Linked DNA regions of Homo sapiens: regions 1, 3, 4 and 5 are each linked to region 2. The links are chromatin loops, found by intact Hi-C in ENCODE. Cell type or tissue: OCI-LY7. All regions are shown on one strand.

Region 1 (5,000 bases), 160 kb after region 2:
GACTTCTCCCAGGTGTTGGCATTTGGACTTGTCTCTGAGTAGATAATATTGGCAAAGGGATGGAGAAAGTCATTGAGGATGTTAGGGAACAGCATGAGGAATGGTAGAAGCTGCCAAATTACAACTCAGTGTGATTGGAGTGCAGTGTGCAGGAAAAGGATGTGGTAGAGGATGAATAAGGGTAGAGTTTAAACCATCCTGTAGGCAAAGGGGATCCACTGAGGTTACAGGACTGTGGTAGGAATAATGGATTAGTCAACAGGTGATTGGAGACAGATTAGTTAGAACATGTCAGCAAACTGGTGGGGCAAATCTAGCCCATTGCCTCTTTTGTAAAGTTTTACTGGAACACAGCCACACTCATTTGTTCATCCATGATTGCTTTTGCACTACAGTGGCAGAGTTGAATACCACGCAGACTATGGTAGCCCACAAAGCCTAATTACTATCTGATCCTATACAGAAAAAGTTTGCTGACCTGTAAGAAAGAAGGTAGTTATGCAAGTTCTGTAAGAGAAGATAAATGTCAGAACTAGGCCTGAAATGGATTGCAGGTGTTTGAAGAAGGGACATGATTTAGTAGAGAACACCTGTCCTACCTACCGCTCAAAACTATAAAAATCAAATTTGCTGAAAGTCATTGTCTTTTTCTTTTTTTTTTTTAATTAGTTTATTTTTTTTGAGACAGAGTCTCACTCAGTCACCCAGGCTGGAGTGCAGTGGTGCAATCTTGGCTCACTGCAACCTCCGCCTCCGGGGTTCAAGCGATTCTTGTGCCTCAGCTTCCCAAGTAGCTGGGATTACAGGCGTGCACCACCACGCCTGGCTAATTTTTGTATTGTTAGTAGAGATGGGGTTTTGCCATGTTGGCCAGGCTGGTCTTGAACTCCTGACCTCAAGTGATCTACCTGCCTGGACCTCCCAAAGTGCTGGGATTTACAGGCATGAGCCACTGTGCCAGGCTGAAAGTCACCGTCTTAGTCCATTTTGTGCTGCTGTAACAGAATACCATAGACTGAGTCATTTACAAACAATAGAAGTTTGTTTGGCTCATGCTTCTGGAGGCTGGGAAGTCCAAGATCAAGGGGCCGCCCGCATCTGGTGAGGGCCACGTTGCTGCATAAAAACCTGGCAGAAGGCATCACATGGTGAGAGAGAGTGGGAGGGCTGAACTCACTTTTATAATAAACCCACTCTCAAGATAGCAGACACTTTCCTGCAGTAATGACATTAATCCATTCATGAAGGCAGAGCCCTCATGCACTAATGTTGCCTCTCAGAGTCCCCTGTCTCAACATTGTTGCTTTGGGGATTAAGTTTCCAACACATGAGCTTTAGGAGACACATTCAAACCATAGCAGTCATGGCCATAAAAGGATACTTGATACACAGGCAAGTCCTGATTTGCCTTTATTAGCTGCGTGACCTTGGGCCAGTCACTTAACTCAGAAGTTCGGGTGAATATAATAAGTAGAATATGGTGAGTAGAATAAAGAAAAGACTCATCAGTCAGATCTTCCTCAGGAGACGGAACTCTTTTTAAAAAATTTGTTCTTTTAAATTTTTTTATTATTAAAAAAATTTTTTTTAATTTGTTCTTTTAAGTTTTTTTATTATTAAAAAAAAATTTTTTTTTAAATAGAGACGGGTCTTGCTCTGTTGCCCAGGCTGGTCCTCAACTCCTGGCCTCCCAAAGTGATCCTTCCACCTTGGCCTCCCAAAGTGCTGGGATTACAGGCATGAGCCACCACACTCAGCCTTCTCTTTCTTTCCTTTTTTCTTTCTTTCTTTCTTTCTTTTTTTTTTTTTTTAATAAAGACAATGTCTCACTTGGCTGCCCATGCTGGTCTCGAACTCCTGGGCTCAGGTGGTCTCCTGTCTCGGCCTGCCAAACTGCTGGGTTTATAGATGGGAGCCACCATGCACAGCCTGGACAAAGCTCTTATTCTCTTCTCTATACCTTATACCTCACCCCTAGTTTTTAAGTTTGAGGGCCCTCTAGTGGAAAAGACAGATACCGTAGAAAATCTGGATCATAGTATGAGTTGAGAAGTTGGGGATGGGTAGGCAGAAGGTTTTGATCACTCAAAGCAGCTGATGTTGTGGGTGGAGGGGCTTATGATACTTTGAGACACCCTATACCTTTCCCCTCCATAACTGTTGACACTTGTTCTGGCCAGTTTGAACTTGTTTCTGCCCCTCAACTGCCAGAGCACATAAGGCCCCTACGAAACTAAAGGCTGGCTTTATCCCTCAGTCACCTTTACCAAACAGAAACTTTGTAAGTGCCACTTGATGTCCCTATGTGCCTCTCCCTGCCACTCTACTGAGCCTCCTATGCCTCACTTCCTTTTTCCTTCAGCACTGTGCATCTGCCCTGAAGGACGGAAAAAGTACCATCTAGGGAGACCACAGTGGTGAGTTTTAAGCTCATTTCTGCCTTCAGCTTCCTATGTGACCAAAGGCAATTCATTTCATGTCTCTGGCCCTTCTGTAGGCTCCAGTGCAGATTATCTTCAGCCACTTTTTGGGACTTGGGATTTCTTCTCTAAGCCTCCAGCTTCATAGCATAGCATTTTTTCCCCCAAAGTTCCCCTCTCTTTTCAATCTAGAATATTAGTATATGCTCAAAGATCATTTGCTTGAAATTCACTACCTTCACCTGTGAGGAGAGTAGTCGTATCTGTTTTTATTGGTAGAGTTCCAGGAACTGGCAGTCAGTCTGACTGCTAGAGTGGAACAGACCCCGTCAGCAAGGCATGATGTCTCCAGGATGGGCTGTGTAGTTCAGTACAGACAAACTTTTGGCCCTGGGAATCCAAGATACAGTAGAGGAAGAAGGGCCAGGCACTAGTCTAGGCAGTTTACGTAATTTTTTCCCCTCATTTATCTTCACTATTCTGAGGTAGGTGATTTAATCACCATTTTACAAATGTGAGGACTTAAGTTTTAGAGAGTATCATTTGGTAGACAGTGACTGACTCATTGTGGATACAGGAAAACAACTGAATATTTCTTGCTCCCAAGTAGGGAAGAGTGGTAGAAGAGACAGGCAAGTGAACGGTGGTCAAAGCACCAAGGATACCCAGTTTTGGTGGGAGAGCCATGGCTTAAACCTAGGTCTATCTGCTAATTGTTTCTACTATATGCTGCCTTCCTTACAGAGGGGTGGAGAGAGCAGCAAACCCAAGTGGACATCCAGGCTGGCAAGCAGTCTCTGGACAATGGCCATTGGTGGGGAGGCCTGTCCTTGGATTTTGAGTTGGGCTTTAGTTCGAGGGGGTGGGGGTCTGAAGTCTTAAGCGGGTGACTAAGGCAGGGGCTCTCATGTGGAGCTAACCCCATTTATAGAATAAAGCACCTAATTTTGTGCACTCTAGAAAGTGAAGCCTTATGGTCAGCACTGATCATATGCTGGAGTATCACAAGAGCCCCACAGTCAGTCTATGGTATAATAGGGCCAGAACCAGTCTCCTTATTCCCAATCAGGCCACCTCTCACCTCACTCAGACTTAATACAGTATAGAATAACTTTGGAGGGGACCTCAGTGTGGAGGCTGGAACTGCAAATTTCAAGCTTACATATCAGTTTTTGAATAGGTATTCAAAAACCAATGACAGGCTGGGTGTGGTGGCTCACGCCTGTAATCCCAGCACTTTGGGAGTCCAAGGCGGGCGGATCACCTGAGATTATCAGGAGTTCGAGACCAGCCTGGCCAACATGGTCTGAGTGAGGTGAGAGGTGGCCTGATTGGGAATAAGGAGACTGGTTCTGGCCCTGCCACTGACTTCCCTCTGTGACTTTGGACAGATTCCCCTCCCTGCTCTGGTCTTACCTCCCTTTTTATAAAATGGTTGAGCCCTTCCAACTCTGGTCTCATCAGGGGCATGAAAGCCATTTTCTACACAGTCTCAGTTGCACAGAGCAGTGTCTGGTCGGAGCTTTGGTGTGTTGGTTACTGATTATAAAGCTTTAGATTCTCACTTCCAGCTCAAGAGGGGGAAGGGGAACCATCCAACTGTCTCATTAGCATGGAGAAAAGAAAACAGTAATTACTCGTGCCTCCCTTGATAATTCCTGCAGGGTTGGATCTTCTAGGGAAGGAGGAGGGGAAAACTAGAGATAGCTTCAGCTGAGAAAGGAGAAATGCTGTTAGCTGCCCAGAAAATGCAGAGGCAAGAATGATTGTCTTGCACATCTGTTGTATTCTGTGGACGTTCCTCCAGGCAGCTTGGAGACTGCCTAGATTGAGTTTCATCTATTTATGGCATGCATTATGTTCTCATACGTGAACATGGGTTGGGCTCAAGACCCCTAATGTCACCTGTCATTAAGAAACCAGCTGTCCTCTAGGGCCTACTTTTTGATACACTGGGCATCCTGACACCTGTCTTTGTTTGGGAGTATGGGAGGGTTTTACTGACCCATTTTGTGTCCTGGCTGCATTTTTTATTATGTTGTGAGGTCATTTTTTTTACCCCCACAGCAACACAGCCAGTAGTTTTATTATGCCTGGGCATAGGCAACCATACAGTAGAGCCAGTCACAAGAGTCAAGGTCAGGTATCCTTGTGAGGGGAGGAGTCTGGGAGAACTGCAAGACCATGGGGTTTAGTAAAGGCTGGGATAAGCAAGCCTTACAGAAGGGTTGAGGCAGTTTTGAGGCTGAGGGGTTAGGGGGAGCTGGAACCCAACTGTCAAATAGATTGGCAAGTTGGCTTGTGGGACAAGGGCTATTTGCCCTGTGCCTTTGCCCTGTGCCAGTCTTTTACTCCCTGTGTGTGGTCGGTTGTGAGCCCTGAAGTGCTGACTCTAGCAGAAATGCGTTGGAGGCTGCCTTCAGGGGAGCCCTGCCTGAGGGAGCCTGGAGCCATTAGGCTGAGATTATCTCCCGTGGCTGCTCACTGGTGCCTTGGTTGCCACCCCAGAGGCCTAGAGAACGCAGCTTCCCTTTCTCTTCCTCTCTCCTGAGGAAGATAACCCTTCAGCAACACGTCTCT
Region 2 (5,000 bases):
CCAAAGAATTTTTTGAGTACTTCTATGCCCGCTCTCACAAAGCTCCTTGTTTGGTAGGAAAATTCCTTATCTCCCTCCTCAGCTTGGGCGCCTATGTAGGGACACTTGGTTCCCTCATACAAAGCGTGGACAGACATCAGGGTACATACTCATTGCTGTTTCGCTTCTCCATTGCTGCAAGAAACCCGCCCCTGAAACTTAGTTGTGAAAAGCAACTATTTTATTTTATTTTATTTTATTTTATTTTATTTTCTGAGATAGAGTTTCACTTTGTCTCCCAGGCTGGAGTGCAATGGCACAATCTCAGCTCACTGCAACCTCCGCCTCCTGGGTTCAAGTGATTCTCATGCCTCAGCCTCCAGAGTAGCTGGGATTACAGGTGCGTGCCACCACACCGGGCTAATTTTTGTATTTTAAGTAGAGACGGAGTTTTGTCATGTTGACCAGGCTGGTCTTAAACTCCTGATTTCAGGTGATCTGCCTGCCTCGGCCTCCCAAAGTGTTGGGATTACAGGCGTGAGCACCCACACTCGGCGCAACTATGTTATTAAGCTCACAGATTCTGTGGTCAGAAATTTGGAAAGGGCCAGTGGAATGATTTGCCTCTGCTCCGTGATAACCGGGACCGCACCTGGGAGACCTGAAGACTGAAATGACCTCCATGGCTGGAGGCTGGAATTATCTGGGGACCTCTCCAGTCAGTGGTGTGCTACGTGTGGTAGTTGATGCTGGTTGTTGACTGGGACGTGCCCTGGGGCTGTCAGCAGGAACCTGAGACCTCTCCATGTGACTTGGGCTTCTTATGGCGTGGAGACTTCAGTGTAGCCAGAGCTCAGGGCTCTAAAAGTGATTGTCCCAGCTAGCAAGGGGGAAGGTGCGTCATCTTTTGTGACCTAGACTTAGAAGTCATGCAGAATCACTTCACTGCATTTTACTGGTTATCAGTGAGTTGCAAACCCACCCGGGATTCTAAGGGAGAGGAATTAGGCTCCACCTCTTGATGGGGACATGGCTAGTTCTAAAAGAGCTTGGGGGACAGGAGATATTACTGGGGCTGTCTTTGGGAGCTAAAGTCTGCTATGATAGCTAACACAGAGCATTTAGTATATGCCAGGTATTGAATGAACTCATCTGGTCTCTGAACCCCTATCAAAAGAATATTTGTGAGTATATACCATATTTATTTATTAATAAATTATATAAATGTACCACTGTACTAATATATTGTGTAATAATACACAACTCCTTGAAGTTTTAAAAGCCTAGGATAGAAATAATTATAATAAAAAATTTCAATGTTTTCTTTCTGTATTCCTAAAGAGTTTAAGGATTTTTTTATTTTTTTAATTTTTTTTGAGACGGAGTCTCGCTCTGTCGCCCAGGCTGGAGTGCAGTGGCGCGATCTCTGCTCACTGCAAGCTCCGCCTCCCGGGTTCATTCCATTCTCCCGCCTCAGCCTCCCGAGTAGCTGGGACCACAGGCGCCCGCCACCACGCCCGGCTAATTTTTTGTATTTTTTTAGTAGAGACGGGGTTTCACCGTGTTAGCCAGGATGGCCTCGGTCTCGATCTCGATCTCCTGACGTCGTGATCCGCTCACCTCGGCCTCCCAAAGTGCTGGGATTACAGGCCCGAGCCACCGCGCCCGGCTGGCTTGTGTTTATTTAAGGAATGGAAGCGTTCACTCAAGCCAGACTTCAGGGGCAAATGTACATTGGGAATCTCCAAGGGACATCTCCCAAACTACCTGACCAGGGTGTGGGTTCCGCCGAATATCTTTTGGGAAACGCTGTGCGGGGGTCCCTAGAGCGTGTGGGTCCTCCCCATCCCTCCTCCCGGGTTTGAGGGGCCGACGCGGCAGCGCGCCCAGGGGCCTGCAGGTGGCGCCATGTCCCAGGCTGTGGGGCCCCGCTCCCGTCGAACCACGGGGAGACCGTGGGCTCCTCCCGGGTGGTCTGCGCCTGGCGCAGGGAGGGGCCTAGAGGAGGCGGTGGAGTGGGGCGGGGAGGGGTGTCTGCTTAGCATCGGGCGCTGCTCCCTTGCCCTCCCTTGCTTTCCCCTCTCTCCATGCTTCCCACTCCCCCTACTGACCCCCTCACTCCTTCGTCCCCCGCCTGCCCACAGGGACACCCCCATGGATAGGGAGAGGGCTGTGTCCTAGCTCCTGCCAGAGTCTGGAGGCCGCGAGTCTAGGGTGTAGGAGAAGGGGGCCAAGCCAGCCAGGAGGTGGGGCCATTGTAACAACAATCACAGCAATAGTCACTATGTATGGAGGCCCACTCTGCCGTGCGGGGGTGGGGAGCTGCAGTTGTGGGCTGCTAGCTCATCTTCTAGGCGGTCTTCCTGTTCCAGGTCCCTCTGCTGCCCCCAGGAGTCCAGCAAAGCAGGACAGCTCTGTGGACATGGATACCTGTGTGTCCCCCACCCCCAGCCCTGCATCTGGCTTAGCGGGAAGGCAACCCGCTCGTGGGAGGGTGGGAGTGGGTCCCAGGCTGGGGACTTCACTTGTTGCCCTGGAGCTGGTTCTCCAAGAGCACAGACCCTAAACCACTGCCCTCTACTTCCCTGGTGAGCTCCCCACCCCCATACCTTAGGCAAATTTCCTTTTCCAACCCCACTCCACCAATTTTCTCTGCCTCCTCCTTCTGTGAGGTTTGTGGGCCCAGTGTGGCCTCAGGGGGCTGAGGGGATCTCATGGAGTTGAGCCTCACCTTGTCCAGTGCCCAGCAAGGCCTGGGGAGGGGTGCCCAGAAGCCATGTTTTTGTCATACTGCCAAGGAGGACCTTGGATGCACTTGGGGAAGCGCTGATGAAGAAATGACTTCAGAAAAAAAGACCCTGATTTGTAATCTTTGCTGATTTCCATGTAAATTCTCTTACCGTGGCCAGCTTCAAGCTACCAACATGACAAAACATTTCTTAACATTCAGCCATTCCTGTGGTCCCTGGAATATGTGGAGAAAAGAAATTGAACCACAGCGTCCCGGACCTGGTAGAAGCCGCCTCCAGCACAACAGTGAGAAGGTCTGTTTAGGACTCTGCTTGTTTCAGAAAGATCCCGGCTTTGCTTTGGTCAGGATGGGCTACATCACTGAGGGGCCCAGTGCAAAGTGAAGATACAGGGCCCCTTTTTCAAAAATTATTCAGAACTTCAAGACAGCAACAATAGACTGTTAAACCAAGTGTGTGGCCCTTCTGAGTGAGGGCCCTGTGTGGTTGCTCAGGTTGCACACCCATGAAACCTGCCCTGGCTCTGTTCCAGGCCACCAGGATGGCTTGCCTGCCAGGACCTCCTCACTGGCCTTCCTGCTGTCTCCCTGGCCTCCTACAAACCATTCTCCACTCAGCAACCAGGGGTTGCTCTGGGCTGGATCTTGTCACTCCTACACCTGCCGCTTGTCCTTGAGAGCAAGGGCAAGGCTCCTCTGCCTGGCCTGGTTCTGAGACACTGGGCTCCCCAGTTACATATCCTTATAGCTCCGCACACATGTGTTCCTGCCTGGCTCTCTTCCCTGTAGAAACTACATTTCCTTGTATGATCTCTCCCTTTATACCATCAGCAGTGTAGTCCTGTGCTCAGTACCGCTGCAGGCCTGCACTTAGTAGATACTCAGGATGTGCTAAATTGAACAAAATGAATTAATTGATGAAAAGGACAATTGGATCAGGATAGGGCTGTTCCAAATGTTTTCTGGCAACAGACTCATTTCATCAAATGAGATCTTACAGGGAAGCCCACGACATGAAACAGAAAAGGGCCGCTGCTTTGCCTGCAATGGGAGGGACCAGACGCCTGACTCCGGAGGCCATGCAGTCACTGCCTCTGCAGAACCTGGTTTGGCGGCACCAACATTGCCACTTTCCTTTGTTCTTCCTGCATTTAACCTTAGCCGACCCCTCCTGGCTGACATTGACGATCTGGTTTCTGTTCGTATTAGCCGGACTGAGAACTTTAGCTGTCACGTTGGTTGTACATGTGGATTATGCTCCTGTCTCCCCTTCTCCCTGTACCTGCGGATCACTCGGCCATCGCTTGGCTCTGAGAACAGCGGCTGGGCTGAGCCATGGGCAGAGGATTTGGTGTCCTTTGGGGAGGGGTGCTGATGGTGAGCACAGGGGCAGGGCTGCAGTGCCCCCCGCCCCCAGCACAGCCAGGCTCCCCCACTCCCCTCCACTTTGGTCAAATGACCTTCCGTGGCCAGGGGCGAGGTGCTCCCTCTCACTGAGCTCTAACCTCGCTTGAACACCCACCAGCATTTATTGAGCGCCTGCTGGGTGCCAGCATGTTGCCAAGGGCTACCTGGGTTTTATTTCCATGGGTCCTCACGACAACTCTTAGGAATGGCTGTTATCATATTCCCCATTGTACAGATGAGAAAATGGAGGCTCACAGAGGGAGAGGACTTGACCAAGGCCACACAGCGGATGATTCAAACTTCTGACCCACCCTGGCCCACAATGGGCAGCCGAGCTAGAGACCAGTACTTTATGGATGAGGGGAGAAAGAGGAACCAGGACCTCATGCTGCTTCTGGTGGCCTGGCTGCATCCTCTGACCCTGGGACGCGCTCCTGGCTCTTACCTGGGAGGCAGCATAGCAGGTGGCATTGGAAGCAGAGGGGCCTGAGCTAGAATCCCGGCTCTGTCGCTGACCAGTCTGGTGACCCAGCTATGTGGGGGTCTCACCAGCCTCACTCTCCTGCCTGAGCAAGGGAAGCAGAGATGTCAGTACCCACCTGCCCGGGTGGGGGCAGGTGAAGGAGAGGTTGTCTTGGCACACGGCACATCTGAACACTCGCTGGGGTGGCTATGAGGGGTCCTCACGCTTTACCCACCTTGGGCCCATCTTAGAATGAAAGAAAATGGAATCCCCAAGGAGGTCTCTTTCCTGTCCTTCCTCAGTGCATCTCAGAGTTGGACCCTGAGGGGACCCTCTGCTTGGGGCTGTCCTGGGCTGGGCATCCTCCCCTCCCTGCTCCTGATGTAAAAACTCCAAGGGTGG
Region 3 (5,000 bases), 53 kb after region 2:
CATGCTTAGAATAAAACCCGAATCCTTATGTGGCCCATAGGGTTGGCCAGCTCCTGACAGTCCCCCTGGCCTCTTCTACTCTCCCACTCCAGCTATCCTGGTATCCGTGCTGTTGCTCAGACATGCCCAGATGCCCCACCTTGAAGCCAGTGACCTTGCGGCTTCCTTATCTTGAATGCTTATTCCTCAGGTTTTCCCATGGGCCACCTCCAGAAAAGGTGGCATCTCAAAGCTATCTCTGCGGAAGGGTCTTTGCTCCCCATCCTGTGGCCTGGTTTTATTTTCTTCACATCTTTCATCAACATGTGAAATTATCTTAGCTATTTATTATTTTTAAAATGTATTGGATCTCATTAAAATGCGTGCTTTAATTGAAGTATAATATTAAGTGTATAGCTCAATGACTTTTTTTTTTTTTGAGAAAGAGAGTTTTGATTCTGTTGCCCAGGCTGAGATGCAATAGTGCAATCTCGGCTCACTGCAACCTCTGCCTCCCAGGATCAAGTGATCATCCTGCCTCAGCCTCCGAAGTAGCTGGAATTACAAGCATGTGCCACCACGCCCGGCTAATTTTTTGTATTTAGTAGAGATGGGGTTTCACCATGTTGTCAGTCTGGTTTCGAACTCCTGACATCAGGTGATCCACCTGCCTTGGCCTCCCAAAGTGCTAGGATTACAGGCGTGAGCCACCGCACCTGGCCTCTATGACTTTTTACACATGTGTGCTTGTAACCGTTCCCCATATCTGGACATAGAAGGTTCCCAGACACCCCAGAAAGCTCCCTCATGTCTCTTCTTCTCAAAGGTAGCCACTATTCTAATTTCTATTTGGTTTCTGTCATAGATGAGTTTTGCCTGCCTTTGAGCTTCATGTAAGTGGAATCGTGTAATTTGGACACTTTTTGCCTAAATTCTTTCATTCATCATTGTCTGTGAGATACAGCCACATTTTTGCATGTGGATAAATGCAACAGCAGTTTGTTCTTTTTATATTGCTGTTGCATGGAGTACTGCATAGCAATACCCCATTGCACAGCAGTGTTCCATTGTGTCAGTATAACACAATTCATTTATTCATTCTTCTGCTGGCCGACCATGGGTTGCTTCTGACTGGTTGCTGTTGAATAACACCGCTGTGAACATTTTTACACGTCTTTCCATGGAGAGATGCACTCATTTATTTTGGATATATGCCTGAGAGTAGAATTGCTAGATCATCGAGTAGGCATATGTTTATCAGCTATTTATTCTTTTACTTGTTTATATTTTTTTCTCTTCCTGGACTGTAAGTTCCATGAAGGTAGGAAACAAACTTGTCTTGTTCACTATTGTATTCCCAGTGTGTAGCACAGTGCCCAGCACATAGTAGCTGCTTAATAAATATTTGTTAAGTAAATGAACAAACTTAAGCTACTATCAGCTCCAAGTAAGTTATGACAAAGAACCCAGGACTAGCTACAAATCCTCCTGACATTCGCCCTTCGCAAGCTGATATTTGAGAGCCCAGCTGACTCAGAAGGAGGCAGAGCTGCAGGTGCTGGGTTATTCAGCATCCTGTTATTCTTTGAAGTGGCTCCCCCTCCCTCTCTTGGCCTGCATTGTCACAGCTTGAAATATTCTTTTGATTATGAGAACATTTCCCATTAAGTGTGCATCTCCAGCTTCCCCCCACCCCCCAGTATTTATGAGCTCATAACTCCAGAATCTGTCACAATCAGTGCTGCAAAAGTGTATCTGAATGTAATGAAATAATTTGATGAGAAACGTGGCGGGGAGACAGTTGGAATTTTCTCCTGCCTTACAAACCATCCCCAGGGGACAGGTGTATATAAATCAACACCTCCCTTAATTAAGTAAAACATTTTAGGGAAAAAAACAAATTAATTACCACTTCATGGCACCACCCCAGCCGATTACCCAAATGGTTCACATTCCATAAACCTCACTTGAATTCAGAACTAATTATCACTCTTTTGGTTGGTTTATGCTTCCCAATCTACAAAGATCTGTATTAAAAGTGGGTAGTGTGGTATGGCTTTTTCACTTTACTTTCAGGATGATGTAAGCTGTCAAAAGAATCAAGAATTAAGTCTTAAAAAAAAAAAAGAGCTGAAAATGCAGGGAACGTAGAATGTGGAACATTCAGGGTAGGAAATAAACATCACCTTGGGGTGTTGCTGGGATGGTGGGGAGAAGCCTATAGAGTGCAGGATGTGTGGGGTCTTGTCCTGGCTGAGTCCCTGACTTGCTGTGAAATGTTGGGCATGAACTGGACGTCTCTGGTCTCTTATCTGGGGACCATTGTCCATTACCTGCCTGGCCCCCAGGGGGAGCCCTTGCCTCCTGCCATGTGGTCCCAACAGGGAGTGAGAATCCTGACATCTCTGAGCCTCCATTGTCCAGCCTGGCCTGATGTCTTTCCTAATTATCCTTCCTGCTGGCTCTGGCCTCCCCCTTGCCCTGTGGGCCCGATCAGTTCTCATCTTTGATCCTGCAGGGCCCCGTGGCCAGGGTAGCTGCTAATAGCTTCTCCTATTCCCAGTCCGTTCAGCTGCCTTCTGAGTGGTTCACTCCCCCAGTGGAGCAGGCTGCGCAGGCCTGGCCTTGGCTCTTTTGGACTATGTGTGGGAGTGGGAGTCTCAATGGCATCAAGCACAGTTGGCCTTGGTAGCCCCCTCCAGCTGTAAGCCTTGTAAGTCCAGAGTCCAGTGCTGGCTAAGCCAAGGCCTAACCTTCCCTTGTTTCTGCCACTTGCCCCACTTGAGTGGGTGTGTACATTGTAAGCGCTCAGTCAGTTCTCAGTCACTATCTGAATGTTAACGAAAGACATGGATAACCAGAAAGAAACAATCCAACTCTTTAAAACATTTTTAAGGCATGAATTGCACATAGTACAGTGCATAAGTTATACATGTACAACTCAGTGAATCTTTACTTTGTGTACACCTGTGTAATTCCAACCCAGGTCAAGACACAGGTCATTCCACCTCCCTAAAAGTTTCCCTTCCAGTCAACGCTCCTCAAAAATAACCATTATCCTGACTTCTATCACCATAGATTGGTTTTGTCTGTTCTTGCATTTCATATAAATGGAATCATCTGGTATCTAGCTTTCTGTGTCTGGCTTGTTTTGCCCATTCACTGAGTCTATGAGATTCATTCTTATTGCGGATAGCAGTAATTATTGAACTCTTTTTTAGACTGAAGTTTTAAAAAGTGATTACTTGAGCGATTACTGATTGTTGGTATCTAGCTTGACAGTATGTTGTCCTTTTAAAAAATAACCACATACCAAGATATTTGTGGGCCTAATACTGTCATTACCATATGTACAAAAAGAATAATTTAGCTCCTGTGAGCACTCGAGTACATTCAAATTCCAAATGGAGCAGGGATGAATTTGATTAGGAAGGTGTCTGACTACAGCCCTTCCCTCTTGAGAACCTTCCAGGGCGTTTTCTTATTGCATTAACTCCCATTTGCTGAGTGCTGTGGTTTGAATATTTGTCCCCTGCAAAACTCATGTTGAAATTTAATCACCAATGTGGCAATATTGAGAGGTAGGGCCTTTAAGAGGTGATTGGGTCATGAGGGCTCTGCCCTTATGAATGGATTAATCTATTCATGGATTCATAGGTTAGTGGATTACTGGATTATCATGGGAGTAAAACTGGTGGCTTTATAAGAAGAGGAAGAGAGGGATGAGCGTGGTGGCTTGCATCTGTAATCCCAGCACTTTGAGAGGCCGAGGATAGAGGATTGCTTGAGCCCAGGAGTTTGAGACCAGCCTGGGCAGCATAGTGAGACTTCATCTCTAATTTTTTTAAAAAAGAAGAAGAAGAAGAGGAAGAAAGACTTAAGCTAGCACGCTCAGCCCCCTCACCATGTGTGATGCCCTACACTGCCTTGGGACACTGAAGAGAGTCTCCACCAGCCAGAAGCTTCTCAGTAGATGCAAGCCCTTAACCTTGGGCTACTCAGCTTCCACACTTGTAAGAAGTCAATCCCTTTTCTTTGCAAATTACTCTGTTTCAAGTACTCTGTGATAAGCAAGAGAAAACGAACTAAGACATTGGGTTGCTAGAGAGGTTTAGTATCTTTTCTTAGGGTCATTTATTACCTGTGTAACAGGTAGGTCCTGCTGGGACCCTTTCTGAGGACTCCAGGGAGGGCATGAGGAAGTTGGAGCCTGCTCCCTCCAGGTCATGTGTGAGAGGGTGGGAATAATCTGGGTACACCCTGCAGGTTGTCTCCAAAAGGGTCAGTCACCCCCAAACCCAGGGAACATCAGTGCTGGGGCAGGTGGGGGAAGAATCAGGGTCCACTGTCTCTTGGGCTAGACCCAGGCAATGTCTGTCCCCATGGAACCCTCAGCCCTAATCCCTGCCTTCAGCCCTGAGAGCTTGTTAGCAAGAGGCTCTGATCCAGCAGGTCTGGGGTGGATCCAGGAATCTGATATTTTAAAGCTCCCCAAGTGATTCCAGGGAGTGGTCTGGAGCCAGACTGCTTGCATTTGAATTCCAGCTCTGCCTGTTATCACTGTGACCTCAGCCAAGTAACTTTGCTTCTCTTGCCTTCATTTCCTCATTCGTACAATGGGGATTATAATCGTGCTGGAAGAATAAAATGAATCAATGCATTTATGCTTGAAAAGCACTTAGAAGAGTTCCTGGCACAGAGTAAGCACTCAAAAAGAGTTGGCCACCACCGCCATCATCATCATCATCACCATCCACGGCAGCACCAATGCTTTACCAACGCTTTCACTTTACACACTGAAACTGAGAACCACAGAGGGGTGTGGACATATCCAGAGTCACACAGCAAGACACAGGTGGTACAGGGACCAGAAGCCCAGCTCCCTTTCCCCTTGGGATTGTGTTCTCTCACCCACGTGGCTGGCTAGCCATCCTGCCCAATGTCCCAGTCACATGCTGGGGGACAGGGTGGGGAAGATAGTCTACAGAGTGGGGACTTTCTGAAGGATTATATTAGGTTGG
Region 4 (5,000 bases), 85 kb after region 2:
GGGACCCATCCCCGTGATACAATCACCTCCCACCAGGCCCCACCTCCAACACTGGGAATTACGCTTCAACGTGAACTTTGGAGGGGACAAACATCCAAACCATATCACACTGTAAAATTCCAAATGGTAAATTTAATATGACCAGAAGACAAATGATCATTCATATATTCTCTAGACTCTGGGGAAGACTTCCCTTATGGTCATCATCAATGAAGCACTGTCTTTGAGTCATTGGAAGCCCAGTACTCCCCAGTAGCACAACGGATGATGCAACCTAATGAGTAACCAGCATTCAGTAAATGTTGTCAGGGAAATGCAGAGGCAAGAAGATCTTTATTGTTTCAATATAAACAGAGCCTGAGGAGCCTGGCATTGTGAGCAATAACAATGTTGCTGCTTTTTTCTTGTGTTTTTTCCTTGTGGTGGGACATATGAGCCCAGAGCCACACATTTGACAGTAAAGAACAGGAGGAGATGGTGCCTGGATACTGCAGAGAATCTTCACATGCACTAATTGAAAAATACTAAAATACCTAAGTACTTCTTCTGTATTCACAACTCTCAATCTTCGTCAATACCTCATCATTCCTCACATGGGCCCAATAATTTTGTAATACATTTTAAAATCAAATTGTTTATATAGGCAGGGCTTCCAAAAACATATTTTCCAGGGTCCCATGCACCTTAGGCACAGCCCTGTTCTCACTTTCAGATGCAACGTCTTCCGGAAGCTCACACATGGGCCCCACATCCATTTATCCTCCTTCCAGTATCCATGCCCCCACTTTCCTCTGAAAAAAACACTCCCTGCCCATAATCAGCCTGCATGGAATCTGATGAAGCAGAGTTGACCAACTCTGGGGATGAAAGTCCTGACTTAGCCCTAAGCCAGTCAGCATATCTCATTCTGTGGTCCCAGCACTTGGTTCAGGAATGGGCATATGTCCCAATCAAAGTCAATGAGATGCAATGAAACTTTTATTTGGGATTCTAGGAAAGGGACACTCTCTTCCCTGCTGTACCTGAAACCTAACAGCACATAAGAGCTGGATCTGTTCCCACCATCTTGTTGTCGCATGAGGCCTAGAACTCAAGCAGCAGCTGAAGAAGCAAGTGGAGACATGGTAAGGGAGCTAGGACCTGGTGAGCTCATCTGTGTTCCTGATCAAGCTGCACCTGAAGCCAGGACACACACTTGGACCATAAGCCAATAATATCCCCTTTTGCGGAAGCAGTTTTGGTTGGATTTCTTCTTATTTGCAACCAGATTAAATCAAATGGATAATCATGTCTGAGTGTAAATGCTTTTGTTGTCCATATACTAATGCCTTCTCAATTCTGATTTTTTTGGCTGTCTAACAGAATGATGTCCTGAAGTATGCATTAACCTCTGCCTGATTCCTCTTTCTTTTATTTTATTTTCTTTCTTTCTTCTTCTTCGTCTTCTTTTTTTTTTTTTTTTTTTAATGGAGTCTCACTCTGTCACCCAGGCTGAAGTGCAGTGGCATGACTACAACCTCCGCCTCCCAGGTTCAAGCAATTCTCCTACCTCAGCCTCCCAAGTAGCTGGGATTACAGATGCCCGTCACCACGCCCAGCTAATTTTTTTGTATTTTTAATAGAGATGGGGTTTCACCACCGTATTGGCTGGACTGGTTTCGAACTCCTGACCTCAGGTGATTCATCCACGTTGGCTTCTCAAAGGGTTAGGATTACAGACCTGAGCCACTGCACCCGGCCCTGGTTCCTATTTCTACCTCCTCCCTGCCCCACAACTGAGGCCTCTTGACATTTGCTGCAGGCTCAGCCCCTCTCCAATTACCATGGAAAAATCCTGCCCTAAGTTGGAGGAGTCAATAACTCCAGCCCCACTGCAGACTCAATTGAGAACTTCTCTCTCATTTCATAGCCTGTCCAGCCTTTCCAGTTTATAACTGTATTCCCTACTCACTCTAAGGTCTGAGTCCAAGTCATGGTGTCTGAGATCTTAAAAATAGAATCATCAGAATGACCCGCCTTGCCAGTTTCAGGGTACAAATATAGCCACCTTTATTTCAATTTTCCACTCATTCAAGTTCTCACATACTTTTTTTAGTGCAAGGTCCCAAGACACCCTCTTTAGGCATCCACTGATCCCTGGATTTTCAAAGTCTAGGGGATAACTTGGGCTTAGGGCATCAGTGTGGTTCCAATGCCACCTACAGAGAGAACTAGTCTATCAGTCCACCACCAATAGTCATTGCTCCTCACTGCCACATGGTGTCGCTGTTGAAGACTGATTCTGCATAGTCTCATGGCTGCTTGTCCATTGCTGCCAGATGTCCTTGCTGGGTTCCTGCACAAGTCACAGTAGTGCCCCCTCTTGGTCTTAGCATTTATCACAAATTTAATCACATATTTGTTTTCCTGCTTATTGTCTGACTCTCCTATAGGACGTAAGTTCCATGGGTGCAGTTCCTATATGTGCTTTATTCAGCACTACTGAATTTGTACCAGAATAGGTACTTAATAAATATTGCTGAAATCAATGAGTGAATGAAGAAATGCATGCATGCCTGCATGAATAAATGAAATAAAGTGTCTGAAGCAAGGGGGAGACAAGACAGAGAAAGTGGTTTCCAGAGACAGAATCTCAGCCCACCTCTTGAGAGGGAGATGGCATACTTGTTACATAAATGCTTCTACTCCCCACTCCTTTGTCCATGGGGCCACTAATCAATCACATCATTCTTTCTCGCTGAGGTTGGAGACAATTTCTAAATCCTCAGTACAGAAGTCCAGCCATCTCTTGTAATGAATTGGAGGAGGCAGACAACAATGGAACGTTTTGTGGTAACAGGATGCAAGGGAATGTTCTCACTGTGGCAGTTTTAACATATAGCCCCCAAATTCTTTGACATTCCTCTTATTTAATGGTGGGATCCCTGACCCTTGCCCTTGAATCTGGGTTCTGCGAATGCTTGACCAATAGACAATGGCAGAAATGATGTTCTATAAGTTTCCAGGAACAGGTATTAAGAACCTGGCAACTTCCTCTTTCTGTCTCTTTAAACATTCATCTTGAAACCCAGCTGCCATGCTGTGAGGAAGCCCAAGCTGCTTTGGGAAGAGGCCCACCTGAGAGAAAACAGCAGCCAGTGCCAGCTTGCTGGCCTTGTGAGTGAGTCACCTTGGCAACGGACCCTCCAGCCTTAGTAGAGACATCCCTGGTGACATTACATGAACAAAGATGACCTGTCCCCACTGAACCCTGCCCAGACTGCAGGCTCATGACAAAATAAATGGTCTCTGTCTTACGCCGCTAAGTTTAGAGTGTTTTGTTAGGCAGCAGTAGTAACTGGGACACTCATCAAACTTCAGCATCAACTCTGCTACCATGGCTCAGTCCTTACAATCAAGTTCTGTCTCAGTTTCCCCGGCTCCACATGCCAGGTCCCCTTCTGGGCCTGCGGCTTTGAGAGGAAGCTTACATCTTATCCCATCCATGGAATGGGATAGGAGCTTATTCTGCTCCCTATATTGCCAGTCATGTAGGGGGATTGCATAGCCTGCAGTCACCACCCACTTGGTCTCTCCAGCAGCCCATGCTGAGAGCCTGAATATTTCATGATAGGCTGCAGCTTTTGAGCTTAGGAAGGAACTGCGGGTGTCATTTCGAGCTAGTTCCCATCCCTTTCATTCCCATGCCTGTATTTGTCAACGCTTAGCAGAGGACTTGCCCTTGTGCGCTGTTTGGGAAGCTGTGTGCCATGTCCGATTCACTGCCCCGTCACTGCCTGTTACTCCTTGTGGATGCAGATGCCCTAGACTCAGGGGGACCATCTTCAGAGCCTCTGCTAAGTGGTTCTCAAACATGTTTAGATGCCATTTAGCCACTTGGATGACCCAGTGACTGCCTCATTAATCTGACAAATGTTGGAAACAACTTGCTTCCTTCTCTCTTTCTGACATTAGGCACCAGCAGCTTCCTCACCTCTGGCACACTTTGAATTTTAGTAGGCCAGTGGAGCCTGCCTTTGGAGGTAGACAGAGGTGAATTCAACTTCCAGATTTATGATGTGAATCTCTCAAGTTCTCGTGATCTTGGGAGGGGGATATCATTTCCTTGGTCCTGGGGTTCCACGTTTGTTCAATGGGGATAATGCCAGCCTCAGAAAGCTGCTATGAGGAGTCAGTGAGACAAGGTGCACAACTCATAGTTTGGTGGGGCCTGTTAGCCCCTTGAGATCAGCACAACATGAGTTCAAATCTCCCACTTGCCATTCTAAGCAAGTTAGTGCTTGTTAGGGCTCAGAATAGTGCCTGTTAGGAAGCACTAGAGAAGCCAGGCATGGTGACTTATGCCTGTCATACCAGCACTTTGGGAGGTTTAGGCAGGAGGATCACTTGAGCCTAGGAGGTCGAAGCTGCAGTGAACTATGATTGTGCCACTGCACTCCAGCCTGGGAGACAGAGCAAGACCCTGTCTTAAAAAAAAAAAAGAAAAAGAAAAAAAAGACAAGAAAGAAAGCACTAGAGAAAGGACTGAGCCATGGTAGGAGAGTTGAGGCTGAAGTTTGGTGAGTATTAATTTTATGGATCACTTTTGTGTGTCTTCAACTCCAGGCTTCTGGAATGTCTACCTTTGATAATAATTATTTTTCTTTTTTAGAGATGGAGTCTCACTATGTTGCCCAGTCTGGTCTTGAACTCCTGGACTCAAGTGATTCTCCTGCCTCAGCCTCCCAAAGTGCTGGTATGACAGGTGTGAGCCACCACATTTGGCCTGAATGTCTATCTTGAGAGGTGGTGAGGGTTAGTGGTAAAAAGTGTGGATTCTAGACCCAGACTTCCCAGGTTTAAACCTCAGCTCCAATACTTACTATTTATGTGATCTTGGGCAAGTGAACCTGTCTGGGCTGAAGTTTCCTCATCTGTAAAGTGGAAATGATAGTAATACCTACTTTTTTTTTTTTTTGAGACAGGGTCCAGTTCTGTCACCCAGGCTGTAATGCAGCGAC
Region 5 (5,000 bases), 270 kb after region 2:
GGGAAAGACCTTACAGCCCCCCAGCCCGACACCCGTAAAGGGTCTGTGCTAAGGAGATTAGTGAAATAGGAAGGCCTCTATGCGGTAGAGATAAGAGTGTGGCATCTGTCTCCTGCACGTCCCTGGGAATGGAATGTCTCGGTGTAAAACCCGACCATACATTCTATTTACTGAGATAGGAGAAAACCTCCTTATGGCTGGAGATGAGACATCATGGCGGCAATACTGCTCTGTTACTCTTTACTGCACTGAGGTGTTTATGTAAGCTTAAACATAAATCTAGCGATTGTGCACATCCAGGCACAGCACCTTTTCTTAAACTTATTCATGACACAGAGTCTTTGCTCACATGGTCTTCTGCTGATCCTCTCCCCACCTTCACCCTATAGCCCCGCCACATTCCCCTTGCTGAGATAGTAAAGATAGTGATCAATAAATACTGAGGGAACTCAGAGACCAGCGCTGGTGCAGGTCCTCACTTGCTGAGCGCCGGTCCCTGGGCCCATTTTTCTTCCGCTATACTTTGTCTCTATGTCTTATTTCCTTTTCTCAGTCTCTCGTCTCCACCTTGCGAGAAATACCCACAGGTGTGCAGGGGCAGGCCCTCTTCATCTGGTGCCCAATGTGGGTTCCTTTCTCTACGGTGAAGATACGCTAGAGTGTGATCATTGAAGACAAATCGACGAGAGATTCCCGAAGACTTCCATGATCAGCCTTGTGGTAAGCTTGTGCACTCAGAGAAACCCAGGGTAAGAATGGGTCAAACTGAAAGCAAATATGCCTCTTATCTCAGCTTTATTAAAGTTATTTTAAGAAGAGGGGGAGTTAGAGCCTCCACAGAAATCTAATCATGCTATTTCAAACAATAGAACAATTCTGCCTATGGTTTCCAGAATAGGGAACGTTAGATCTAAAAGACTGGGAAAAAATTGGCAAAGAATTAAAACAAGCAAATAGGGAGGATAAAATCATCCCACTTACAGTATGGAATGATTGGGCCATTATTAAAATAGGTTTAGAATCATTTCAAACAGAAGAAGATAGCGTTTCAGTTTCTGATGCCCCTGAAAGCTGTGTAATAGATTGTGAGGAAGAGGCAGGGACAGAATTCAAGAAAGTAACGCAAGGTTCACAGTATAAAAAGGTAGATGAGTCTGGCTGGGCGCAGTGGCTCACACCTGTAATCCCAGCACTGTGGGAGGCCGAGGCGGATGGATCACAAGGTCAGGAGATCGAGACCGTCCTGGCTAACACAGTGAAACCCTGTCTTTACTAAAAAAATACAAAAACTTAGCCAGGCGTCGTGGCAGGTGTCTGTAGTCCCAGCTACTCGGGAGGCTGAGGCAGGAGAATGGCGTGAACCTGGGAGGCGGAGCTTGCAGTGAGCCGAGATGGCACCACTGCACTCCAGCCTGGGCAACAGAGCGAGACTCCGTCTCGAAAAAAAAAAAAAGAAAAAAAGGGTAGAAGAGTGTAATGGCTCAGTCAACGGAAAATGTTGACTACAACCAATTACAGGAGGTAATATATTATGAACCATCAAAATTGGGGGGAAAAGGTCTAGAACTATTGGGGCCATCAGAGTCTAACCCACGATGGCCAACTCCTCCTCCCACAGTTCAGATGCCCGTAACATTACAACCTCAAATGCAGGTTAGACAAGTACAAACCCCAAGAGAATATCAGATAGAAAAGGATAGTCTCTATCACAGCAATGCCAATCCAGATACAGTATTCACAATATCAGCTGGTAGAAAGTAAGACCCAACCGCCAGTACCCTATCAATACTGACCGCCAGCCGAACTTCAGTATCAGCCGCCCCCCAGAAAATCAGTATGGACAGCCAGGAACGTTTCCAGCACCACAGGGCACGCACGGCGATATAGCCTCAGCTGCCCACTATGAGACTTAATCCTACACCACCACCTAGTGGACAGGATGGTGCATTACATGAAATTATTGAGAAGGCAAGAAAACAAGGAGAGATACTGAGGCGTTTTAATTTCAAGTAATATTAGAGCCCATACTACCTGGAGAAGGGCCCTCCCCAAGCTGATGCCAGATATGAGTCCTTTTCTATAAAAATGCTAAAAGACATGAAAGAGGGAGTAAAACAGTATGGACCCAATTCTCCTTATATGAGAACATTATTAGATTCCATTGCTCATGGAAATAGACTTATTCCTTATGACTGGGAAATTTTGGCCAAATCATCACTCTCACCTTCTCAATTTTTACAATTTAAGACCTGGTGGATTGATGGGGTACAACAACAGATCCGCAAAAATAGGGCCGCCAATCCCAGTTAACATAGATGCAGGTAAAAAATAGAAAAATTAAACCACAAAAAATAGAAATAAGAAAAGACACATTAAAAACATTAAATGACTTTCAAAAATTGCTAGGAGATATTAATTGGATTTGGCCAATTTTAGGCATTCCTACTTATGCCATGTCAAATTTGTTCTCTATCTTAAGAGGGGACCCGGACTTAAATAGTAAAAGAATATTGACCCCAGAGGCAGCAAAAGAAATTGAATTAGTTGAAGAAAAAATTTGGTCAGCACAAGTAAATAGAATAGATCCCTTGGTCCCACTCCAACTTTTGATTTTTGCTACTGCACATTCTCTGACAGGCATCATTGTTCAAAATACTGATCTTGTGGAGTGGTCATTCCTTCCTCACAGTACAATTAAGACTTTTACATTGCATCAAATAGCTACATTAATTGGTCAGGCAAGGTTATGAATAATAAAATTGTGTGGAAGTGACCCAGACAAAATCATTGTTCCTTTAAACAAGGAACAGGTTAGACAAGCCTTTATCAATTCTTGTACATGGCAGACTGGTCTTGCTGATTTTGTGGGAATTATTGACAATCATTACCCAAAAACAAAAACCTTCCAGTTTTTAAAATTGACTACTTGGATTTTACCTAAAATTACCAGACATGAACCTTTAGAAAATGCTCTGACGGTGTTTACTAATGGTTCCAGCAATGAAAAAGCAGCTTACATTGGGCCAAAAGAACAAGTCATCGAAACTCAATATCACTGGGCTCAAAGAGCAGAGTTGGTTACAGTCATTACAGTGTTACAAGATTTTAATCAGCCTATTAATATTGTATCAGATTCTGCATATGTAGTACAGGCTACAAGGGATGTTGAGACAGCCCTAATCAAATATAGTATTGATGATCAGTTAAACCAGCTGTTCAACTTATTACAACAAACTGTGAGAAAAAGAAATTTCCCATTTTGTATTACTCACATTGAAGCACACACTAATTTACCAGGGTCTTTAACTAAAGCAAATGAACAAGCTGACTTACTGGTATCATCTGCATTCATAAAAGCACAAGAACTTCATGCTTTGACTCATGTAAATGCAGCAGGATTAAAAATAAATTTGATATCTCATGGAAACAGGCAAAAAATATTGTACAACATTGCACCCAGAGTCAAGTCCTACACCTGCCCACTCAAGAGGCGGGAGTTAATCCCAGAGGTCTATGTCCTAATGCGTTATGGCAAACGGATGTCACACATGTATCTTCATTTGGAAAATTATCATTTGTCCATGTGACAGTTGATACTTATTCACATTTCGTATGGGCAACTTGCGAGACAGGAGAAAGTACTTCCCATGTTAAAAGACATTTATTATATTGTTTTGCTCTCATGGGAGTTCTGGAAAAAATTAAAACTGACAATGGGCCAGGATACTGTAGTAAAACATTCCAAAAATTCTTAAATCAGTGGAAAATTACACATACAACAGGAATTCCCTATAATTCCCAAGGATAGGCCATAGTTGAAAGAACTAATAGAACACTCAAAACTCAATTGGTTAAACAAAAAAGAACTCTCCCTTTCCCTCTCCCTCTCCCCCTCCCTCTCCATCTCTGTCTCCATCTCCCTCTCCCCACGGTCTCCTTCTCCCTGTCTTTCCACGGTCTCCCTCTGATGCCGAGCCGAAGCTGGACTGTACTGCTGCCATCTCGGCTCACTGCAACCTCCCTGCCTGATTCTCCTGCCTCAGCCTGCTGAGTGCCTGGGATTGCAGGCACGCGCCGCCACGCCTAACTGGTTTTCGTATTTTTTTGGTGGAGACGGGGTTTCGCTGGGTTGGCCGGGCTGGTCTCCAGCTCCTAACCGCGAGTGATCTGCTAGCCTCAGCCTCCCGAGGTGCCGGGATTGCAGACGGAGTCTCGTTCACTCAGTGCTCAATGTTGCCCAGGCTGGAGTGCAGTGGCGTGATCTCGGCTAGCTACAACCTCCACCTCCCAGCCGCCTGCCTTAGCCTCCCAAAGTGCGGAGATTGCAGCCTCTGCCCGGCCGCCACCCCGTCTGGGAAGTGAGGAGCGTCTCTGCCTGGCCGTCCATCGTCTGGGATGTGAGGAGCCCCTCTGCCCGGCTGCCCAGTCTGGGAAGTGAGGAGCGCCTCTTCCCGGCCGCCATCCCATCTAGGAAGTGAGGAGCGTCTCTGCCCGGCCGCCCATCGTCTGAGATGTGGGGAGCGTCTCTGCCCCGCTGCCCCGTCTGGGATGTGAGGAGCACCTCTGCCCGGCCGCCACCCCATCTGGGAGGTGAGGAGCGTCTCTGCCCGGCTGCCCCGTCTGAGAAGTGAGGAGCCCCTCCGCCCGGCAGGTGCCCCATCTGAGAAGTGAGGAGCCCCTCCACCCGGCAGGCGCCCCTTCTGGGAAGTGAGGAGCGCCTCCGCCCGGCAGCTGCCCCGTCCGGGAGGGAGGTGGGGGGCCCTCCGGGAGGGAGGTGGGGGTCAGCCCCCGCCAGGCCAGCCGCCCCGTCCAGGAGGGAGGTGGGGGGGTCGGCCCCCCGCCCGGCCAGTCGCCCCATCCGGGAGGTGAGGGGTGCCTCTGCCTGGCTGCCCCAACTGGGAAGTGAGGAGCCCCTCTGCCCGGCCAGCCGCCCCATCCGGGAGGGAGGTGGGGGGGTCAGTCCCCCGCCCGGCCAGCCGCCCCGTCCGGGAGGGAGGTGG

Evidence for each region. A loop is a pair of places that touch in the nucleus more often than their neighbours do. Peaks named below come from ENCODE experiments on the same cell type or tissue, not always from the same donor. Only the 100,000 strongest peaks of a DNase experiment are listed, where the experiment ranks them.
Region 1: it touches region 2 in a loop (12-fold over the local background); 9 of 110 quality-filtered maps call a loop at or near these places.
Region 3: it touches region 2 in a loop (5-fold over the local background); 8 of 110 quality-filtered maps call a loop at or near these places.
Region 4: a loop joins it to region 2, with 12 times the contacts of the local background. A loop is called at or near these places in 6 of 110 quality-filtered maps.
Region 5: it touches region 2 in a loop (13-fold over the local background); 74 of 110 quality-filtered maps call a loop at or near these places.

The regions. Positions count from the first base shown.
Region 1 is chr20:34,020,299-34,025,298 of GRCh38, forward strand. All of the region lies in intron 1 of RALY (RALY heterogeneous nuclear ribonucleoprotein), which reads left to right. Among named protein-coding and RNA genes, the nearest start is that of MIR4755, 26 kb to the right of the region's middle. RefSeq lists a silencer at 4,765-5,000. In OCI-LY7, CTCF peaks have their summits at 2,015 (motif pointing left) and 2,216; DNase peaks (open chromatin) are centred at 1,993 and 2,363; H3K27ac peaks cover 998 bases.
Region 2 is chr20:33,860,930-33,865,929 of GRCh38, forward strand. No RefSeq gene overlaps it. Among named protein-coding and RNA genes, the nearest start is that of CHMP4B, 52 kb to the left of the region's middle. RefSeq lists silencers at 1,791-1,840, 1,843-2,006 and an enhancer at 2,291-2,370. In OCI-LY7, CTCF peaks have their summits at 2,125 and 2,326 (motif pointing left); DNase peaks (open chromatin) are centred at 1,922 and 2,252; H3K4me3 peaks cover 356 bases; H3K27ac peaks cover 1,877 bases.
Region 3 is chr20:33,913,534-33,918,533 of GRCh38, forward strand. No RefSeq gene overlaps it. Among named protein-coding and RNA genes, the nearest start is that of RALY, 78 kb to the right of the region's middle. In OCI-LY7, CTCF peaks have their summits at 1,567, 2,332 (motif pointing right) and 2,531; DNase peaks (open chromatin) are centred at 1,538, 2,328 and 4,818; H3K4me3 peaks cover 1,009 bases; H3K27ac peaks cover 4,152 bases.
Region 4 is chr20:33,945,610-33,950,609 of GRCh38, forward strand. No RefSeq gene overlaps it. Among named protein-coding and RNA genes, the nearest start is that of RALY, 46 kb to the right of the region's middle. In OCI-LY7, CTCF peaks have their summits at 2,293 (motif pointing right) and 2,501; DNase peaks (open chromatin) are centred at 2,292 and 3,082.
Region 5 is chr20:34,127,921-34,132,920 of GRCh38, forward strand. No RefSeq gene overlaps it. Among named protein-coding and RNA genes, the nearest start is that of EIF2S2, 18 kb to the left of the region's middle. RefSeq lists an enhancer at 1,783-2,077. In OCI-LY7, a CTCF peak has its summit at 1,920 (motif pointing left); a DNase peak (open chromatin) is centred at 1,911; H3K4me3 peaks cover 558 bases.